2 separate regions of the Homo sapiens genome follow, and region 2 is linked to region 1. A link is an interaction called in ENCODE POLR2A ChIA-PET data of the cell type or tissue named here. Cell type or tissue: IMR-90. All regions are shown on one strand.

The links. ChIA-PET counts read pairs that join two places held together with the same protein. Peaks named below come from ENCODE experiments on the same cell type or tissue, not always from the same donor. Only the 100,000 strongest peaks of a DNase experiment are listed, where the experiment ranks them.
Region 2: POLR2A ChIA-PET joins it to region 1 with 16 read pairs; 2 of 35 experiments call an interaction of 5 or more read pairs at or near these places.

What each region holds. Positions count from the first base shown.
Region 1 is chr13:50,067,592-50,075,591 of GRCh38, forward strand. It overlaps DLEU2 (deleted in lymphocytic leukemia 2), which reads right to left. Exons shown (of 14, transcript NR_152566.1): 2 at 7,968-8,000; 3 at 3,925-4,038; 4 at 2,991-3,050; 5 at 506-572. Among named protein-coding and RNA genes, the nearest start is that of DLEU1, 11 kb to the right of the region's middle. In IMR-90, no CTCF peak of the experiment used is centred here; no DNase peak of the experiment used is centred here; H3K4me3 peaks cover 297 bases; H3K27ac peaks cover 2,209 bases.
Region 2 is chr13:50,540,709-50,548,708 of GRCh38, forward strand. No RefSeq gene overlaps it. Among named protein-coding and RNA genes, the nearest start is that of DLEU1-AS1, 17 kb to the left of the region's middle. In IMR-90, no CTCF peak of the experiment used is centred here; a DNase peak (open chromatin) is centred at 3,283; H3K27ac peaks cover 280 bases.

The DNA.
Region 1 (8,000 bases):
ACCTCGGCCTCCCAAAGTGCTGGGATTACAAGGCGTGAGCCACCGCGCCCGGCCACCTCCTCAAGTTTTAACAGCTAAATGTTAAGCTCTTCACAAAGAAGTCTCAAGTGTAACCTAATGAAATTAAAAACAGACTTTACAAAATCATTTCTCAAGTGGAGAGAATACTCTCAATTTATAAAACCATAAGACCAATAAACCTGAATAATGAGTACTAAAAAAGACAATTACCTATTTGTTAATTCCTTTGAAGGAAAAGGGCTCAAAATTGTGATTCTCAGACTTGGAGATTATAGGGCCTGGGTATAAAATACTTCCCTAAATAACTTACCAAGGCAATGGCATTATTCTTGCTCTAAACTATTAATTAACATCAAATCTCAACGTGTAGAGGGGCTAGGAGAGGTTAGAAAGTTACCATAATAGGATAAGCAGGGAAAAAAATCAGAAATAAACCAGAACATGACACCAAACAGTAATAGGGAGACTCAGAGTTAATACTTACAAGGTAAGAATTGCTGAGCTAAGTAGAGGTCTCTTTTATTGTGGTCTTCATTCTATCATTATTAAACCTAGGAAAAAGAGGGAAGACTTTAAAAATTTCAGCACATTATATAAGTTAGAACATTTCAACTGAGGTTGCCACCGCTGTATTCTGATCCTTATACAGCACAGAACAATCAGATTATAAACACCCAGCAGCATTTGTATGTTTCAGCCCAGTGCAGCATTCTTGTTAGTTTTTTTGTTAAGACATGGGGTCTTGCTCTATCACCCAGGCTGGAGTGCAATGGTGTGATCCTAACTCACTGCAACCTCAAACTCTTGAGTTTAAGCTATCCTCCTGCCTCAGCCTCGCAAGTAGCTGGGATTACAGGCCTGCATGCCACTACATCCTGCTTATCACTGGCTTTTAAAATTTGCTATTCTATTACAATTGCCCTCTTGAAGTTTAAGTCAAAAATTTTAGTCAAAGCTAAAACTCTAACTTGGAGCCCAATGAGCTTCTGGAGGACATCATATATTTGCAGATATTTTAAGATAAATTCAAGATCATATTCCAAGACTGATTAATCTCTCTCACACACATAAAATTGCATCATCTATAATCCATGTATTGTATATTGCACAATTCCAAGTACACAAAGGAAGGAATATATGACATTTTTAAAGATATGCTAGTAATCTGAGTTGGTTAGCATGTTTGGCTTCTGTGGGTCATGATTCTAAGTTGTAGTTGTTACATCAACTAATAGTTAAGCACTTACTATAAGATACAGAATAGAAAGGATATGACAAATTCATCCATGTTCTTAACAGAGCACTGCAAGTATACGCTTTATTGTAGACTAATCTTAACAGAAAAAGAACAGCATGTTTTTAAAAATTTCAAAATCATTTGCTTCAAAATTCACAGAAAAATCAAGGGAATACCAAAATGAACCTCCATATCCTATCTCTGGACTCCCAATCCAGCTGTACTGAAATCTAAAACTATGCCATACTTACTTCCCTTTGTTTTTTATGAAAATTGATTACACATACAGATGATGTCCTTTGTGAGCTATACCCTGATTCCATTCCATTCTTTCCAAAGATGCAAGCATAATCTTGAATTTGATATTTATTTCCTATGTTTTTACACTATTACTACCAATTCAAGAATTTAAACTTTATCATTGCTTTCAAGCTTTTGATAAATGGTATAATATCATACATATTTTATATACGTTACTCTGTATATAACCTTTATGCAACTTATTTGTTTGCTGAAGTAGGATATTCACCCATGATGATAAACACAGCTCTCATTTTAGTAGCTTTACAGTTCATCACATGACTATGTCACAATTTGCCATTCTCTTCTTGCTTAACATTTACATTGCTTTCATTTTTTTCCTATTAAAAATAACCAAGACTTTTTTCTACATGTCTTGAGTTTACCTAGAGCATCTAGGAATAAAATTGTTGGGTTCAAGCCTATTGTATCTTCAACTTTACAAAGATATTGCTAAATGCTCCCACAAGCAGCATATGAAGAGTTCCTCATTTTATATTTCCTCCAACATTTGGAAGCATATTTAAGAAAAACAGCCACTATCTATATGAAAATTTAAAAATTCATAAGTGATCAATTCCTTTGGTTTTCATCAAGTATTGGTTTAACATAGGTATACTAATGTTCCAAACAAAGAGAATAGACTGAAATTTGGCCCAAGGCACTTACATGAAAACAAAGCTCTGATAACACAGATTTTCCTCATGTGACTGAGGAAATACCAAGACTTAATCTATTTTTTAATCAGCCGAATTTAAGATTCAAGAACTTAATCTAGAAATGATAAGATTCCTAATTAAATATTAAGCTTAGATCCAAGATGACCAAAGAGGGGAAAAAAAGATGCAGGAAAAGTAGATAGTTTGTGGGTATGAACAATCCCTCCTCCAAGTTCATTTTGGGCAGTGCTTCTCACAAATGTGGTGCTCCTAAGAAAAATCTCTTAAAGCTTGTAAAAAAATGCAAATTCCAGGTCTGGAAAAATGTTTTTATTTTATTTTTTAAATTCTAGGTTATTCTCATACAGGTGGTTTGCAGGCAACTAAGCAGTAAGTAATGATTAAAAATGAGGTGCTTTCAATAGAGAGGATTATGTAACTCATGTTTTAGTTAGGGGAGGTAACAGTAATTAATATGTTATCTGTTAAATTACATAAACTTTTTTTTAAAAACCTCTAGCATTAGTCAACAACAACAAAAAAGTAACCTCAATTTATGGCTGAATATGCTTGACTTCACAATGCCAAGAAAGGTTGTGGGCTCATTTATTTTTTCAGATAACTAGACACATACTATGACAAAGCTTTTTTTAGTAATATTACCAGGGAACTAATATTCTGAATTTACTGTGATTGGCACAGGAAAATATTAAGAGTGAGAGTGATCAGGAGTGATTTTAATGAAGGTGACCAGAAAGCAACTATATGATTACCTTTTAAATAGAATGCTATTGCAAATGTCAAACTTTAAATGGGACATTTGGCTTTATACACTAAAAAAAAAAAAAAAAAAAAAAAAAAAGGCATTAGTAGTTTCCCACCAAGACCGCTACAAATAAATTCAGAACATTTATAGAAATCCAACATTCACACTTCCCTGTAACTCTAACCTATTGAAATTAGATGTAAAAGGAAGAAAAAAAATAGAATATTTAGGTTATAAAAATCGGCGCAAATTCAAATTATAAAAATAAAAACATTCTTCTATATTATTTGAAATTACAAAGTCCTGTTTCCAAAAGATTTAGAATAATCTAAGCTTTCTAGATAAAAAGTTCAGATAAAAGATATTTCAGTGAGAAATGGTAAATAGAAAAAGTAAGCAGTTTAGTAGTAAGAAAAAAGACATAAGTTTTCATCTGTTGCCTGCTTTTAGTTATTTACAACACTAAGTTAATATAGAATGTTGTTTTCTTTCTTTTATTATAGTGAAATCAACAAGAATTCGGTCTTGTTAGACTGGGCTTTTATAAAACAAAGATAATGTAGTCCAAAAGTGAAAGAAACACTCCTGTGTGGCCATAGCCAGCTTTTCTTTTCTATCCTCAATATATTACCTAACTTGTGATATCAGCAACTAATTATAATTTTTTTCAGTCTACCTGCTTAAAAGTGAAAACATGAAACATACCATATATACATGAAACATACTATATATACCTCCAGAAGCAAGACAGGTTTTCCATTCTAATGGATGGAATTAACTGAATAAAAATTAAATGAACTAAAGCCACAGAGAAATAGTAAAAAATAATAGAGTCTAAGAACTACAAGCATCTACTGTTCTCTTTATGCTGCAACCTTTCTGCTAAAGAATGTATTCTCTATACTGTGTATGTGGTACAGTGACAGTTGGGCTCTTCCCACCTGGGTTTGTAAAAACGGATGGGTGCAGGCTCCTTTGGCCACCATTATTGCATATTGATGTTATTCTGCACAACAGCTGACAAGCAGCATCGATCTCCCAGCCTCTGCTCCCAGCTGTAAGGGGTAAGAACAAGGGCTGTGGTGATAACTTGTTTATTCACTGCTGTTGCTGTTGCTGCTGCTGCTTCTTAAACAGCAAGCTGAGAAAAGAATATCAAACTGACACACAGAGGAAAAATGGTTCAGACATCAATCTACCTCTCAAGGTCTGCTTATATCACTATATGATAAAATTATTTTTAAAATAATTTTTCTTTAAAAAGTGGGGTGGGGAGAGAAAAAAGACAAAATTGGTGTTTTGATTATAAAGGGAACCTATAATGTATGCAAGGAAAAGGAAATTAATGACATATATAATAATCTTCCCCTTGTAAGTCTAGATTTAACCGCTCAATTATCAAAATTCTCTGAAGAGTTTTAACCAATGTTGGGGTAAATTCATTGAGAGTAACTTCCCTACCTATTCTCCTGGAAAATAAGAAAGTGTAAAACTCCAATCAAGAAATGACACTTTATTTTGCTTACAAAATGCCTCTAGCTCCCAAGTGCCCCATATCTAATCACCACCATATGTTTGACTTTAGACACTATTAGCAAAGAAATAAGATTTTAGTCCATACTGTTTTTGCATAAATCCCATTAAAAAAACTTCCATATGCAATTTACCTATTTTAAATGTGCAATACAAAGTTAAAAACTTAGTAAGTACATAGTATTAATTGATGAGTAACAGAAATAGAAATATTCACTGTTCAATTACCTTTAAATGTAATGTGATGCTATTTATAGACTTACAGCTTTAACTGTAAATGCAACTCATCTTTTAGAACCTTAAGCAACTTGTGATTCAGAAAAATATAAAAAGTCAGAAAAATTTGGAGATCTATAAACTATTAAAAAGAAAAACCCACATAGGCTAGAACTGGCAAGTAAGTTTAAATAATAATACCTAATCAAGAAGGCTAAGTTTGAGACATTTTAAAATAAAAGTATGAAACAGTAACAATATTTTAAATTTAGATATTTTGTAACAAATCAAAACCCAACCCCAATCTTCTATTTTTATCACAATTGAAAAAATTTTCTGCTTAGCAACTCAATGAGGAACAAAAAATGTTAATAATAATAAAAATAATTCTGAAGACCAGAGGATAACAAGATACTTTAAATATATTTGTTTTGTATGAAGGCTATAAAATAAAAAAGACTAACAGCAAATCCTCAAGCAAGATTTTTAAAAATTCAGACACTTAGAAACAGTAATGGATTAATAAACTATTAACCAGTGGGATTAATCAGTCTCAGCAGCCACATGTGAAACATGCTTCACATTTCTCCTCTAAGATTCTAACCATGAAAATAGGAAAGTAAAACTAAGTCAAATAATATGTTAATGAAGTATCAAAAGTGTGGTTTGTGGTGCTGTGAATAGAAATTTCACTTCAAAATGTATTTAATTTTAAACCTTCACATTAATTAAATATTACCCTTTGAAAAATGCTTATCAGAAAATATAATTCTGATACATTAGATCTCATTTGAAGAAAAACTGAAAGAGGTTAAGGATGTTATTTGCTAGTTTAAGAAAAAACACAAAATACACACATGAACAAAACTGCTTCAAATAAATATTTTTAAAACTTTTATTTAAAAAGTTAATTGTATCTATTATTTAACAAATTCTCATCAATATATAAAACCTCTATTAAAATGTCATAGCTGACAAACTGCCTAAAATGTAACATATCCTTATAAACTAGCATTATACATCTCTGACAAATAATAATTTTAAGTTCCTTCATATGTAGATATGTTAAGTTACCTCTATTCTAGTTTATTCAAATATTCTTTCTATACTAAAAAAACTATTTCAGTAAGACAGGAACAATGATGGTATAACTGTATTTTAGGGACAGCTAAGAATTTTTCCCAAAAGTGAATGTTATTTAACCCTGATTGTGCATTTAGCCAAAAACATAAATATTGAAAAAATGAGATACAAATCACTGAAAAAAAGATAAAAATTAACACAATAAATCTCTTCCCCCAAATTCCAACATAATTAACTACACATCAAGGCTTAAATTTAGATAATCAGGTTTGCAAATTTAAAACGGTCAAAATCTTTACAAAATGTCTTACAAGGGGTAGTTAAAAGAGAGCCAATCATACACAGCAGTTGAACTCTTTGTTAATTGGCCTCCTAAAATAACCCATACTCCTAATTAGGTTAAAGTTTCTCACCCTGTAAGAATTGACCAAATACAAGTAAACTGTTAATATTTGTATTGATTCTTTTAGATATGAAATTATTTACTAAGCTAAATTATTAGAAGTTTATAACCCAGTATAATAACTATAGGAAGAACAATTATATGATGCTAAATATTTGTGTTCAAAATAAGTTTTGATATCTTCAAAGATCACAAATCACAAACTCTCTAAATTTGGACGACTCTGTGGATTTATATCTTATCTACCATATAAACTCAAATGCTGTCTCTCTTTTCCTATTTAACTCATTAAGGCTGTTCTAAAGATACCTGCATTGAAAGTGACAAACTGAACCTGGATTTTTTTTCCCAGATACTCAGGTAACTGTATTTTCCACTTTTCATCTTAATGTTCTCTAACCTGAAAAATAGCTGTTAAGTCAGTGAGGGAAAAATTGTATTTATTTTCATTTTATTCAAACTAAGCTGCTTTTTCATAAAAATCTCAAATCAAACATATGAAGACATTCCATACCTCATATTTATCTGAACCACATTACAGTATGACACCAATATAAAAGTATCTAAACTTCACCCTTATGTTAAACTCTGATTTCTAAACATCTTTACATTTTATTTAACTTCAACTGTTAATTGATTCATTCCTGGTTTATCTACCTAATATCCAATATAGAAATATCAAATTTCAGTTTTTAGTATTTTGATATGTATTTCAACATTCACTCTTAAACACACCTCAGAATTCATCTTTAAAAATTTTACATTGTTGGAAGTTAAAAGCAGTTCTATGATCGTGATGATATACTTCATTCTTAAGACTAAATAATAATTTTCTCATGAAAACAAACCTTTGACATTTCCTCTAAGTATATAAATATTTTTAGGTGAAAAAATTAAAAAAAATTGTATTATGTTAGTAAACCTTACTTTAGCAAATAGTTTTTACACAAATAAACGCACACATATATGTACATATAAGATTAATACTTTACTATGAAAGAATTAACCAAGTAATACTTAGTAATACTGTTCAATAAGTTCATTTTCACTATACCAGATTACCATTTTAGAAAATGAAAGTTGTATTAGTTAAATACTGTCTGAAATTTTCAACTAAAACTATAAAAATCACTGGAGGTTTAGGGATTCTACAATTTTATTTTTAGAGTCTGCAACTTTTGATATTAACAACTGAAATATTTTACTCAGTGTATGTTGAGTAAGATACTAGTAATTTCTGCTTAAGAAAGTGGTTTTTTCAGTTTCGACCATATTGCCACTTTTGGTTAGGGCAGTACTTGGAATACTTTACATTTTCTTAAAATATTCTCATCAATTTTACCTAATTTTGCAGGCTCTACCTACTACTCTTCCACCTGTCAAACAGCTAAGCACTAAATTCCATTTGATTTAAACTCTCCATTTTATAAGATGAAAAGTTCATATTTTACTGAGTACACTGTAATAACCTTAAGAAAATAAAAATTACTATAAATACATATTTTTGGAATAAATTCAGTTGGAGTTAGACCTTAGGATGCTGAGAAGAACATTACCTGTATAAAAAAAAAATCTGGAGTTTTAGTAAGCTAGACAACTCAGCTTATGGCCACTTCATATGATGATTTCTGTTTATGAGTAATTACTTATTGATTTTAGTTCACGTAAAAATTTCAACTTTACCAATTGTCTAGTCCGATTATATTGCAAAGACATAAAATTATATGGTTTTAAAATTTGTTAGTATACCTTAATCTCATGTCATGTTCCAATGCATTATGT
Region 2 (8,000 bases), 470 kb after region 1:
CTTAAACAAAGTCAAGCAGGTTTATTTACTGCTGGGGTTTTTGTAACATTCAATATACTACTTTATACTCTAAATTTCTAAAAGGGGGCAACAACTTGTTGCATTTCCCTAATTAATTGGAGAATGAATTCTTTTTATTAAAACATGTCTCCTAGAAAATGTTCTGTAGGGTTAGGAAAACACTGACCTAATTCAGTATCATTATTTTATCTATAAAGAGATTGAAGCTCAGGACTGCCAGATTTAACAAATTACAATGCAAGTCTTCTAGCAAAATTTGAATTTCATGTAAATAATGAATAACTTTTTATCATTTGCATAAGGCATACTTATACTGTACTAAAAATATATTACTTATATGAAATTTACATTTAGCTGAGCATTCTGTATTTTTGTCTGGTGATCCTAGCAATTGGCTTATCCAAAATGACATAGCAAATGCATAGAAGAACTGGGGCTAAAATAAAGTTTTTATACTCTTACTTAGTGGTTTTATTTTCTAAGCTACATAGCATGGTTAAGGGTTTAATGGCACTGTGGCCTACTAAGGAGATACTATAATACATATAGAACCGCTTCACTCTTCTGTGACCCTCTATCACAGTGTCTGCCTAACAACCTAGCAGGAGAATACTACAACCAATATTAATGTAATTGAAAAATAACAATGATGGCCAGGTACGGTGGCTCATGCCTGTAATCACAGCACTTTGGGAGGCCAAGGTGGGTGGATCACAAGGTCAGGAGTTCGAGACCAGCATGGCCAAGATGGTGAAACCCCGTCTTCACTAAAATTACAAAAATTAGCTGGGTGTGGTGGTGGGCGCCTGTAATCCCAGCTACTTGAGAGGCTGAGGCAGGAGAATCGCTTGAACCCGTGAGGCGGAGGTTGCAGTGAACCAAGATCGTGCCACTCCGCTCTAGCCTGGGCGACAGAGGAAAACTCTGTCTTAAAAAAAAAAAAAAGAAAGAAAAAGAAAATTAACAATCATAATGATGACTGACCTTTATTGGATGCTTACTGCATGCCAAGCACTGTTCCAAGAGACTTCTGTCTTTTGTCATTTATGCCTCCACAACAGCCCTATAGGCAGGGGCTATTGTTTTCCCATGTTACAGATGCAGGAACTGAGGCACAAGAGGGTAAGCAAATTGGCCAGGATCTCTCACAGCAGATAAGTGGCAGAGCTGAGGAAGAACTTTTAGGAAAGGAAAATTATATTTTGAAAAATCCCTTTTAAAATATATACCATAATTGAGAAGAAGTAAACTTTCTTTTTGACCGATCTCTGGAGGCTTGTTTGAACTCACTTTTAAGAAATAAAACCTCTGCCTGTCAGATGAATATCTTTATTGCAAAGGAAATTTGTATCATACAGCTCCTCCTAAGCAAGGAAAAACATAAAACAGAGATCTATGTTGGGTTGTGATATCTCTTTCTAGGTGAAGGTTAGGGGCAGAACCATAGGTCTAAGACTTGGAGCTGCAAATAGCAACAGGTCCTGCACATGGTACCTGCATTTGTAAGTGGAGGACAAAAACCACATCTTATCACTCCTCTTTCCTCAGTAGAATGTAGAGCAATAACTGGCATGTAGAAGGAGCTCAATAAAGATATCCAAACATATCTTTCTAGGAGATATGTTTTAATAAAAAAGGTCTGTTCTCTAATTACTTAAGGGGAAAAGACCCTCACTAATCCTTTGAGTAGAGACACACACTCATAGCACCCACCACCAAAGCCTTCTTTCCCGTATGAAAGACAGCGATGCATGTGAGAATGGCTTCAGATTCCCTTCCTTTTTGACACTGAAACCTGACATTCTTTTGGATTAAGAACCTAACTAGCTCTACCCAACTAGCTCATAGATTCCTTGGCTGGAAAGCTGCCTTGGAGAGTTAAGAAAAATGAGGTTTCCAGAAAATTGAGGTGAAGGGGCACAAGCCTTTCAAAGCTGTCATATTAAAATCAGCACGTTGACCATCATTTTCTGGAGACTTGGAGTGTAGACGAGAAGGCAGCCAGGGACATGGTGAAATGTGATTTTATCTCGGTGGTCAGTCTGAGTCTTTGTGGATCTCCTCACTCACATGTCTTTCCTCACTGATACCCAGCCCTTATTTACCAAGTCCCTTTGGCAAACAAGGGACCCATTTCCTCTTGAACTCTTGTCAAAATCGTTTTTAATTATTATAGATTTATGGCTCAAAAAATCGGAGAAATTCTAAATTAGTGGCTTAAAACATCAGCTGAATCTATCATATTCCATTTTTATGATTACAACTACTATCAATAATAGCTATCATTTTCTAAGGGCCTACCTTGTTCCATGTATTCTACTAAGTGCATTATATACATTAACTCATTAATCGAATGGAAACTAACATTTCTCTGGAGGAATACATTTAGGCTCAGAGAGGTTAAGTAACTTACCTAAGGTTCCACGATGAGTTGGTGTTCTGAGAATAAATGTGCACTAAAGGACTACAGCAAACATTTTACTATTTTAGGCTTATGGAAATGAGGCAAACTCAATTTGTGAGACACACATTTTAATAAACTGTGTTTAAAGCTAGAGTTTACCACCTTCTCACACACTGAGTAACTTGAACTATGTATGCAAAGAACAGCTGCCTTGCGGGGGGGGGGTCTTGGAAGACCTACAGATGAGCCTTATTTATAATTAGAGTGCCACTCTTTAAGCATTATTTATAATTAACATGTCAGTGATTTATAATTGAAGAAATCCTCCTATTTTTAAAAGACTAATAAACTGTTTTAAACTATTTAAATTATAATTCTTTTTATCCTTGATTTGATTACCAAACTTCAGGCCAGTTCTGTAACTGACTCTGAATTAATGGAAGTGAAAACTAATGCAGTTTAATGTAGAGGATTTGTAGCCATCCTTGTGTGGCTTTCTTATTTAAAATACATCTCTTCTTGACTGGCACTGGCTGTTTGGATATCTGTAAGATTCACCCTTTGCAAGAATAGAATCAAAGCCTCTAAGGAATTGGATTTAATTCTGAGAACGTGGAATTTTCCTTTGAAGTGACCCTTTAAAAATATTAGCAAGTTCCTGCCTTAATATCCAACTTGTATGCCTCACTGAGTTTTCATGAGATTCGCAGCCATCACTAGTTCTTTGTCTGGAAGCTGAAATGAAAAGCTAAGAGTTGTAGTGGGCTGAGAGAACACTGCTCCGGCGTCGTGCCCCGCTGCCTGTTTTCGTCCAAATGACTCAGATACAGTACTACAGCTGTTTCAGCATTCTTGGGTTTTGTTTGCCAGCTCTATTGGAGACTAAAGCTTATATAAGTAATATGAAACCTTAGCATTTACAACATAAAGCCACCACAAGAACTCACAGACATTAAGCATTGGTAGGATTTTATTTGGAGGAATTTTATTTTAAAATGTAATATCCTTTTCCTTTCTTTGGCAAAATAGAATCAGGAGAACTTGGATGGAACTCTACTGCTTATGAAAAGTCTCACCCTGTTCTTATAAGCAAGTCTGTCACCCTTGATTGGAAAGTAATAATTCATAAAACTTGATGTTATTATCGTTCCTCTGCCTGGAGTGATAGATATTCTTGAGGCTTTGTAAATAAAAAGTTTAAAATTGAATTTGCAACTCAAAAGACTGGTAAGTTCAAATGTTAGTTTCCTGCTGAGTAACTGCGAAAACAATTCCAAAGTAGCCAGTAGTGTGTTAGGAATGGCAGGTTTATTAAATGACTTGATGAAGTGCAATGAAAACACACTTTTGGTGTCTTTTTGCAGCCTTTCCCGCTACAAAAATAATAGTTTTCTTATAGACATTAGTGTTTGCCTTCACTCTACTTCTTTGGTTATTCTCCCAGTTCAGGTTTTATGCAAAGTTGTTCAATAACAAGGCGAGAGTTGGTTTTATTCCTAGCAGACCAATAGGGTTCTCATGTATGAACTGATTGTCTGACACTGCTTGGAGATTATTGGTTTGCATTTCACCATGTAATTTGTAGTAAAAAGTGTTAAACTATGATGAAAAATCCCTTTGGTGTAAAATAGTGCCACTGAGTATTGCGTTCTCATGGCAATATGCCTTCCAATGTCACATATCTTCACTGAAGTCCTTGAAGGAACTGGGTCTTGCTGGAGGGAAGAGAATGACCGAGATGTGGGAAGGTTGCTCTAGCCCAATAGAAAACCAGCAAGTTCATTTAAAAAGGTATCTTTCAATTATGAAAACTGGCAGGCATCAAAGGACACTTGGCAGTTGAACTTTGCAAAAACATTTGCACTGGCGGCTGAAGAGGACCTTCTCTATTGCTGGTTTCATAAAAAAATGAAACATTTTACAGTTTCACCTCAATTTCCTCTCTCCTTTTTCCACAGAAACAAAAGGTGATTTTTCAAGGTCCCTATATCAGCATTATTTGACATCCTCCTATGGGCTTGACCAAATAACTGACCCAATCACTCATGAAGAAAATCAAAAATACTTTGATTTTCACTCCTCACCCTCAATTCCTGTTAAGTTAATGGCAAATTGTTTCTTTTTCCCATTTCTTTATTCCTCCCACCCCATGGGCAAAACACTGCTGCTATAAAAATAAAAACAGTGAAATTCCAGTCTTGACTAAATTTGGGAATTCTTGCACACATGAAAAAAATCTTTGTTTCTCTTTGTGGAAATTGGCAAAGTGAAAATGGACAGCTTAGCTCTTCTCACACTGGCACTTAGATTTACTGCAGAAGTTGAATTTTTAAAAGATTGTAAATATAATTATAGGGGAAAAAGTGTGGTTTATGTTTATCTCCACACCAAATTCCCTGTATGGAGATCTTTATAACAAATCTGCAGGATTCCTTCCTTTCTGGTCAAGGATGTAGGCTTGTAAGACCGGAGGCCTGTGCTCAGTGCCCCTTGCATGAAGACACTGTCTACTGTTGCTTAGCTCATCGGGTATAACGGAGGGTAAGGAAGCCTCAGACTGCCAGGTGACTGGATGACTAAGTGCATCCTTGAACCTCTGCTAAGATATCAACAAAACCCTCATGCAAACCGACTTTGGGGACTCTCTCCTTTTATTGGTCTCTGATATAAAATAGGTCTGGTTATATCTAGAAAACCCCATCGTCTCAGACCAAAATCTCCGTAAGCTGATAAGCGACTTCGGTAAAGTCTCAGGATACAAAATCAATGTGCAAAAATCACAAGCATTCTTATACACCAATAACAGACAAACAGAGAGCCAAATCATGAGTGAACTCCCATTCACAATTGCTTCAAAGAGAATAAAACACCTAGGAATCCAACTTACAAGGGATGTGAAGGACCTCTTCAAGGAGAACTACAAACCACTGCTCAATGAAATAAAAGAGGATACAAACAAATGGAAGAACATTCCATGCTTATGGGTAGGAAGAATCAATATCGTGAAAATGGCCATACTGCCCAAGGTAATTTATAGATTCAATGCCATCCCCATCAAGCTACCAATGACTTTCTTCACAGAATTGGAAAAAACTACTTTAAAGTTCATATGGAACCAAAAAAGAGCCCGCATTGCCAAGTCAATCCTAAGCCAAAAGAACAAAGCTGGAGGCATCATGCTACCTGACTTCAAACTATACTACAAGGATACAGTAACCAAAACAGCATGGTACTGGTACCAAAACAGAGATCTAGACCAATGGAACAGAACAGAGCCCTCAGAAATAATGCCGCATATCTACAACTATCTGATCTTTGACAAACCTGACAAAAAGAAGAAATGGGGATATGATTCCCTATTTAATAAATGGTGCTGGGAAAACTGGCTAGCCATATGTAGAAAGCTGAAACTGGATCCCTTCCTTACACCTTATACAAAAATTAATTCAAGATGGATTAAAGACTTAAATGTTAGACCTAAAACCATAAAAGCCCTAGAAGAAAACCTAGGCAATACCATTCAGGACATAGGCATGGGCAAGGACTTCACATCTAAAACACCAAAAGCAATGGCAACAAAAGACAAAATTGACAAATGGGATCTAATTAAACTAAAGAGCTTCTGCACAGCAAAAGAAACCACCATCAGAGTGAACAGGCAACCTACAGAATGGGAGAAAATTTTTGCAACCTACTCATCTGACAAAGGGCTAATATCCAGAATCTACAATGAACTCAAACAAATTTACAAGAAAAAAACAAACAACCCCATCAAAAAGTGGGCAAAGGATATGAACAGACACTTCTCAAAAGAAGACTTTTATGCAGCCAAAAGACACATGAAAAAATGCTCATCATCACTGGCCATCAGAGAAATGCAAATCAAAACCACAGTGAGATACCATCTCACACCAGTTAGAATGGCGATCATTAAAAAGTCAGGAAACAACAGGTGCTGGAGAGGATGTGGAGAAATAGGAACACTTTTACACTGTTGGTGGAACTGTAAACTAGTTCAACCATTGTGGAAGTCAGTGTGGTGATTCCTCAGGGATCTAGAACTAGAAATGCCATTTGACCCAGCCATCCCATTACTGGGTATATACCCAAAGGATTATAAATCATGCTGCTATAAAGACACATGCACACGTATGTTTATTGTGGCACTATTCACAATAGCAAAGACTTGGAACCAAGCCAAATGTCCAACAATGATAGACTGGATTAAGAAAATGTGGCACATAAACACCATGGAATACTATGCAGCCATAAAAAATGATGAGTTCATGTCCTTTGTAGGGACATGGATGAAGCTGGAAACCATCATTCTCAGCAAACTATCGCCAGGACAAAAAACCAAACACCACATGTTCTCACTCATAGGTGGGAATTGAACAATGAGAACACATGGACACAGGAAGGGGAACATCACACACTGGGACCTTTTGTGGGGTGGGGGAAGGGGGGAGGGATAGCTGTAGGAGATATACCTAATGCTAAATGACGAGTTAATGGGTGCAGCACACTAACATGGCACATGTATACATATGTAACAAACCTGCACGTTGTGCACATGTACCCTAAAACTTAAAGTATAATAATAAAAATAAATAAATAAATAAATAAAAAATAAATAAAATAGCTGTGGTTCATTTTATCCATACCATTCAACATGCTGAGTGGTGCAAGTCCCACTCTGTAATTTGTGTGTACATTTGTATACATATTTTCTTCTTCAGTGTTTATCCTTAACAAAATAAAATAGTTGTTCTAAATCTACAACGTTTCTGCATAAGCATAGCTAAAACACTGGTGAAAAGAGGAGCTGTGACCCACTCATATTCTAAACCCCCAAATTAAATCTCTTCTTTCCTACACTTCTCTGCTTTGTGACTTTTGTTTCTAATATCCACGTTAGAAAAAAAAGTTTAGCTGCCTGCTGGAGTTTTGGTGAAGCTTTTGGCCCTACCTTTAAGACATGGAGGGAATGTCTAGCATTCTTCACGGAAATGTGCCTGTGAGGAGCATTAACTCCTGTTATACAGGGAGAATAGCTAGCTGGTAGAGGTCTCAGGGAGAAATCTTGCCTATTGCTATTGAGGAGGCCAGGTCATCTTGATTTACCATTTTATGTCCCACCTCCCTTCCCACCTCTAGCCTCTCTTCTCCTGTGGTAGGAGGACTAATGGCCCCCTCAAAGCTGTCCAGGTCCTAATCCCCAGAACCCATGAATGTGTTACCTTACAAGGTAAAAGGAATTTTGCAGATGTTATTAAGTTAAGGATATTGAAATAGGGCCATTATCCTAGATTATCCAGGGGGCCCAATGTCATCACAAAGTACTTGTAAGAGGAATGCAGGAAGGTCATACGGGGAGAAGGCAGTGTGACAAGAGAAGCAGAGATAGGAGTAATGTAGAATGAGCATTTCACTGGTACTACTCATTTAGAAGAAAATTAACTTTGGAAATGTAAAAGTAATGATGAAATTTCTTGCACAAGTCATATTAAGTGCAAGGGTCTCAAAATCTTTCACAATAGACTATTATTAGAACCCTTGATATTTATGCTGATTT